2 separate regions of the Homo sapiens genome follow, and region 2 is linked to region 1. The links are chromatin contacts, found by Hi-C or POLR2A ChIA-PET in ENCODE. All regions are on one chromosome and are shown on one strand. The core of a region is the stretch at or near the end of the contact, and the rest is flanking DNA. Distances in the headings are between cores, read along the strand shown.

Evidence for each region. A loop is a pair of places that touch in the nucleus more often than their neighbours do. ChIA-PET counts read pairs that join two places held with the same protein, here RNA polymerase II (POLR2A). Pooled maps may share reads with other maps.
Region 2: a map of CD8-positive, alpha-beta T cell shows a loop between it and region 1 (7-fold over the local background). The contact joins the promoter of TIRAP-AS1 here to the promoter of CCDC15 in region 1. A Hi-C loop is called at or near these places in 1 of 168 maps with a recorded cell type or tissue (CD8-positive, alpha-beta T cell) and 6 of 50 pooled maps. POLR2A ChIA-PET finds 5 or more read pairs at or near these places in 1 of 52 experiments (Panc1).

Annotation. Positions count from the first base shown.
Region 1 is chr11:124,952,025-124,955,617 of GRCh38, reverse strand. CCDC15 (coiled-coil domain containing 15) reads right to left here and starts at 1,416. Exons shown (of 16, transcript NM_025004.3): 1 at 1,248-1,416; 2 at 709-894. The coding sequence starts at 885. It overlaps CCDC15-DT (CCDC15 divergent transcript), which reads left to right and starts at 1,627. Exons shown (of 3, transcript XR_948134.3): 1 at 1,627-2,136. RefSeq lists an enhancer at 1,213-1,756.
Region 2 is chr11:126,302,495-126,305,771 of GRCh38, reverse strand. It overlaps TIRAP-AS1 (TIRAP antisense RNA 1), which reads left to right and starts at 1,450. Exons shown (of 2, transcript NR_187388.1): 1 at 1,450-1,584. DCPS (decapping enzyme, scavenger) reads right to left here and starts at 1,712. Exons shown (of 6, transcript NM_014026.6): 1 at 1,491-1,712. The coding sequence starts at 1,691. RefSeq lists a silencer at 1,625-1,754.

The DNA of each region.
Region 1 (3,593 bases), core at 167-2,666:
GTGTCTATATTGATTAGGCAGTATTTAAGATAAAAGTGGGAATGTGATGATAAATGACATTTGTTCTCTACGCTCAAGGAGCTCACACTGCATCAGGAAAAGATATATAAACAATCTACTATAACACAATGTGGTAAGTGCCAAGTTAAATTTGAACAAATAGCTAAGGGGCACAGTTTGGTGAAAGACTATCAGAAACCATGGAATTTCTAGTTAGACTTTCTCAGATTATCAGAGTTCATCTCTTTCTCCTTTATTCTATTACTCCATTTTGCCTGAATCCTCATTACAAAATTTATCATAAACCTTAAGCAACCAATTAATGTTACTTGAAGTATGCCAACTATCATCCATACTAAGTTGCAGTGTCTGGAAGATGTAGATAGTGCTTATGTCTTGGGCATAACAAGCAATCAAGAGTCTGAAGTAAACTGATATACAGATATATATCTATATAACCTGTTCCATGTAGATTATGCTCTATATATTATAGTAGGTGAGTAATAAATATTTGATTATGCCAACTAAAGCTGCAGTCAAGTTTTGGCAAATACTTGTTCTATAATCCTAATGCAAGAGCATAAACTATTTATGGCAGAATAGAAACAGCATCCTCGGACTGTTCATCTTTAAGCACCCAGGATTAGAGAAGGCTAATAAAAAGGGTGGTGGGGAACCCCACCATATTTGGATCAAACTGACACTCACATATGCTGGGATTTCCGAACTACCTGGTGAGGCAGGTTCCACCCATGCCCCAACTGGTACTATAGCCTCGTTCCTCTCAGCCAGCACTGCCAACACGTCCTTGCTCTTCAGGGGGTTTAAAGCCAGGGGCAACCTTGAGGTATTTCGAGGTTTCTTTCGGGCCATACTTCCCAGCATCTGTGACTCCTGATTAGGAGAAAGAAAAAGCTTAAAATCTTCAAATGACTGCATTAAAAGTTCAACCTCCTAACACATGAGCCACAGGCCCGTGAAAAGGAGAGAAGCCCTGGAGGCAGAAGCCTGGCATGAAGTGGAAACACACGGATTCTAGAGAAAAAGGAAGAAAAGAAGGGAAGAGAAATGGGAAGAAATAAAGAGGCAAAGAAAGGTTTTTAAGTTGCCTTCTAGAAGAAATGGCGATGAGAGGGAAGAGAAAGGATGGGAATGAGAGAACGAAGACTGTCCTCAGCTGTGGGCGCAGCGAGGCGGGAAGGGAGGAATGACAGCTGCAACCCGGAGAAAGAGGGAGGGGCGGGGACCTGTGTCTGCAGCCGAGAGTCCCAATAATCGGTATAGGTTATGGGAAGACGCGCTGAACGGCTGGGAGCCTCGGGCCAGATAAAAGCCTGCTTCTGAGGCCCCGAGGCCTGCTCCGGCTGAGATGGCACTGGCCAGGAATCGGCCCGCAGCTCGCCACAGACTCAGTCTACTCGGAGTACTAAGGTAACCGCCTCAAGTAGACCGCCACTTTGCGGTGGGCTGCTCCGTCCCGCCCATCCGTAGCCTTATGCCCGCCCTTTCCGGAGCCCGCGTCCCCTCCCGGAGCTGGGAAGGCGTGAGAGGTGGAGTTTCGAGCGCCCGAGGTATCGTCATTTCCTCTTCCTGTCCGGCTGAGGGGGCGGGGACGTGTGGGTAAGCGGAGTCGCTGGGTAATGCGCCATGTGAGGCGCGGTGGGACTGTCGTTCCTGGACCAACGCCGAGACTTCCTAAATCCCTCCGGAAAGGGATGCGTTGGGCCTGTGATCTGGCGACTAGGAGGGTCAGGAGTCCCAGTAGAGGGAATCACGGGAAAAGAATGAAAGAGGGAGGCGAGCCTGGCACGGCTTCCTGGAGAAACAAACTAAGCTAACAAATTTTTCGGATCCTTTGTGCAGCTAATTTTACAGTACTGTTTCATACATCTTATTATATTTGGACATCACGGCCTGTTGAGTGGTCTCCCTCTCTGCTGCAAGCTCTGCTGTAATCCAGAGACACTCAATTATCTCTGTAGGATAATTTATTCATTCGATTAACATACATTACTACTAACTTTTTATAAACCAGTACTGTTCCAAGCACCGGAGATACATAGCTATGAACGAAACAAATATCCCTGCTCAGGGAATTCACAATAGAGTGAGGGGAAATAAGCGAATAAACAATGAGTAAGTAAATGTGTGTGATGTGGAGTAAAAGCAAAGAAAGCGGATAGGGAGTGTGGTGGGCAGGGTGGGGATTGGAGGGATGAAATATTAGAACGTCCAGAGAAGCTGCACTGAGATACTTTTCAGCAAAGACTTAAATGAGTTAATGGAAGAAGCCACTGTGCTCTTCAACGGAGGCTTTATAAACATGTTCCAGATATAACAGCAAGTATAAACGCCCCAAGGTGGAAGCATTGCCTGGTTGAGAAAAAGTCAGGAGGATAGTGTGACTGGAGCAGAGGGAGAGTGGAAGAATGCTGAGACAGTAGGTCAAGCAGGCAATCCGATCAAACATCGTAAGCCACCATAGGTGTTGAGATGGGGAGCCACTGGAGCAAGGTTTGGAGCAAAGGAACACCATAATGTGACAAAATTAAAAAAATAATAATTCCGAATGCTGTAGTGAGAATAGACTGTAAAGAAGACCAATTAGGTGGCTATTGCAATAATTCAGTTAAGGGATTGTGATGTCTTGGATCAAGGAGGTAGTGGTGGAGATGATGATAAGTGGTTGGATTCTGTATCTATTTGGGAGGCAAAACTTTCAGGATCTGTTGAAGGTTTGGATATGGATTGTGTGAGGGAGAGATGTCAAGGAAAACTAGGGGTTTCATCCTGAGCAGCTGTCAGGATGAAATTACTATTTACTGAGATAGTGAAGATGGTGGAAGGAGTAGATTTGGAAAGGGGAAGATCAGGAGTTCAGTTTGGGGCAGATAAAGTTTTATCTAATCAACATCCGAGAAGATAGTATGAGAAAAAGTGTCTGGAGCTCAGAGAAGGGTTCTGGGCTACAAATATAAATCTAAGAGTCGTTAGCCTGTAGATTTAAAGCCATGAGACTGGATGGAGTCATCAAGGGGTTGAATATAGACAGATAAAAGAATAAATCCTAAAACAGCCCCAGGGTATGTCAGTATTACAGAGGCTGAGAAAAAGAGGAGGAGAATGCTAAGAGATTGAGAAGGATTAATCAGTAAACCAAGGAAGAAAACTATGAGGGTGTGATACCTTGAAAGCCAGGTGAAAAAGAAATGTTCCATTGAGGGCAGACAATCTGTGTTAAATCCTACTGACAGATCAAATAAGGTAAGGACTGAAAATTGACTATTGGATTTGACCATGTGGAAGTGATTGATAACTTTTAAAAGAGCAGTGTCTTTAGAGTAGTTGGAGAGCAAAAGCCTGATGGGCTAGGCAAGAAAGAGTAGGAGAAGGAATTGGAGACAGCAATTTTAGACAATTCTTTCCATGAATTTTGTTGTGAAGGGACACAGCGAAAGAGGTGGCTGAACGTAGAGGTAGGATCATTGGAGAGTTCTTTAAGATCATAGCATATATTTGTTATTGATGGAAATTAACCAATAGACAGGAGAAAACTAATGATGCGGGAGAGATATGGGAGAATTTAGGGATCT
Region 2 (3,277 bases), core at 201-2,700, 1.4 Mb before region 1:
AACAAGAAACAAAAACAAACAAACAAACAAACAAAAAACAACAAAAAACAAGGCCCAGCGCAGTCGCTCATGCCTATAATCCCAGCACTTTGGGAGGCAGAGGTGGGTGGATCACCTGAGGTCAGGAGTTCAAGACCAGCCTGGCCAACATGGTGAAACCCTGTCTCTACTAAAAATACGAAAATTAGCTGGGCATGGTGGCAGATGCCTGTAATCCCAGCTACTTGGGAGGCTGAGGCAGGAGAATCACTTGAATCCAGAAAGTGGAGGTTGCAGTGAGCCAAGATAGTGCCATTGCACTCCAGCCTGGACAAGAAGAGTGAAACTCCATCTCAAAAAAAAAAAAAAAAAAAAAAAAGGCGGGTGCGGTGGCTCACGCCTGTAATCCCAGCACTTTGGGAGGCAGAGGCAGGCGGATCACCTGAGGTCAGGAGTTCGAGACCAGCCTGGCCAACATGGTGAAACCCCCATCTCTACTAAAAATACAAAAATTAGCTGGGCATGGTGGCGGGGGCCTGTAATCCCAGCTATTGGGCAGGCTGAGGCAGGTAGAATAGCTTGAACTCGGGAGGCAGAGGTTGCAGTGAGCCGAGATCACATCACTGCACTCTAGCCTGGGTGACAGAGAGGAGAGACTCCGTCTCAAAAATAAATAAATAAATAAATAAAAATTTAAAAACCAGATACACACAGAGGCATGGAAGCCTAGGCCAAGGTTCCCTGATCCTCCCAAAGGTGAGAGTTCCTGCTAGTAGTTCTAGGGAACCCCCTTATCTGCCCTGGCTAGGCCTCCTCACTAGTTTCTGGGGAACCCCCATATCTGCTCTGGCTAGGCCTCCTCACTAGTTCCTGGAATGGTCTCCATCTCTCCTCAGCCCCTGCCAGATTGCTGAGCACGTTGGTATTGGAGCAAGCTGTGTGTATCTGTCTCGCCAGAAATATTCCGTAGTCCTGAAGATCAGGGATGGTAACTTTCGTCTCCACATCCCCAGTACCTAGTTTAGTGTCTGGCATGCATGAAAGTGCGTGCGTAGAACTGAATTAACAATTATAATATATTGTTCTCCTGTTACGGCTGAAGTCGCGTAAGGCAGAGATCACATCTCCTACAGTCTCATGTCGTTTCCACGGACAGGGATGAGCGAGACATCTAACATTGACTGGGTTCCTAGTCCCTGTATACATAAATGGATGATGAATGGCTTGGGGAATGTAACATGTGATCTTTAATCTGCAATGCACTCTCCCAGTAGATATTTCTAGTGGAGACATTAGAAAAATTAGAGCTAGATGTGTTCATTGCCTTAATTTCAAAGGCAATCTTGCCGCCTTTCACCGCCCCTCTATGCATTCTAGTGGCGCACTCCCGCCTCCCCGGAGTGATAATGATTGGTATTTTCCAGCCGAGATCCGAAAAAAAAAAATCTGCCTCCGAGGCGATGATTGGTTCACTGCTTCCCGCATCCCACCTCAGGGTTGCCTCCTGGTACCTTCCCGTGTAGGAAAATGATTTTGTCCCGCGCAGACTCCCTCAGCACCTTCTGCAGTCTGAAGCCGGAGAACGGTAAGCGGACAGGAGCACAGGTACCATTTCCAACTCCTGCCTCCTTTTCCTCTGTGCTGGCGGCGTGGGCCTCCTCCACGTCCAATTCGCGCTTCCTCTTGCCTAGTTGAGGAGCTGCGTCCGCCATGCTGCCGCGGAGGCGGTGTGCGCCTGCGCCCCCTGCGCTGGCCCCGCCCCTAGCCCGAGTCCAGCGGCCTGGCTGGGCTGCTAACTCCCGGCCTACCCTGCTCTGGCACCCGCTCCTGCGGGATGCGTGCCGCGCATGGCGGAGCCCGCTGACCTGTCCCAGGGCGCGCCTTTCAACCGAGTTACTGCCTTTGGCCCCGTTGTGGTGCCGGCCGGCCCTCAGGGAAGGGAAAAGAAGGCTGAGAGTCCCGAAAGCGGCGGGCTAGAGGTGGCTGCGCAGTGAAGAGGGACCCCCAGGCCCACGCCCCGGGGTGGGAGCCGAAGACGCCCTTGGGCCACGGTAGTGTTGGAGCCCTTGTTTGAATACTGACATTTTAATCATAGTTACACCGACGTTGACCAATTATCGGGGAAGCAACGTTTCTGACGCAAATCCGTGAGCCCATTTGATTCCTTGGTCGATTTTTTATACCGAGTATTTAAGCCATTTCCATTTTTCTCCCATTTTAATTACTTTGCAGAAATTTTCATCGTGGTCAGTTTTTTACTTTGTAGACTCAGTACTTTTCTGCTGACAAAAAAGGTAAACGAATATGGCCAGAAGAACCATCTCCACCACCCACTTATTTCCGGGCTAGAGGCATCCCCCTCCTCTCTATTTTGTTTACCTGTATTTCTGCCCTGCTACCCAGGGATATGATTTGCAGTATGATTCGTCTCCCAGGGTTTCGTTTCTCTTTTTTTTTTTTTTTTTTTTTTTTTTTGCCATATAAAATTATTACTTGTAACTTCTGCTGTTGAGGGTTTCTTTGGTGACCATTGTTTCTGGTTAGCCCGTTTTTCACTGGTGTTATTTAACAGATCTAAATTTTGTGAAGAGTTGGTACTTACGGACAGGCGCGGTGGCTCACGCCTGTAATTCCAGCACTTCGAGAGGTCGAGGTGGACGGATCACGAGGTTAAGATACCGAGACCATCCTGGCCAACATGGTGAAACCCCGTCTCTACTAAAAATACAAAAATTACCCGGGCGTGGTGGCCCGCGCCTGTAGTCCCAGCTACTCGGGAGGCTGAGGCAGGAAAATCGCTTGAACGCGGGCGGAGTATTGTAGTGAGCCGAGATCGCACCACTGCACTCCACCCTGGCGACAGAGCGAGACTACGTCTCAAAGAAAAAAAAAAAGAGTTGGTACTTACATCGCTTCAGTCAGCCACACATTTATTTTGCCAGTGATTTGAGTTTAGGTTTTCAGACAGATCTCATGGGTGTGGGACAGTTTTTGCCATTCTCAACGTTAGCAACAAGATGCAATTTACAGTCAGTTTTTGGTCAATAACAAAGTGTACCATGTGTTAGTTTGATTTTTGGATTACTTCTACCAGAAATATAGATTAGGAGTTGGATAAAAGACTACTTTAGGCCAGGCGCGGTGGCTCATGCCTGTAATCCCAGCACTTTGGGAGGCCGAGGTGGGCGGATCACGAGGTCAGGAGATCGAGACCATCCTGGCTAACGTGGTGAAACTCCGTCTCTACTAAAGATACAAAAAAATTAGCCAGGCGTGGTGGCGGGCGCCTGTAGTCCCA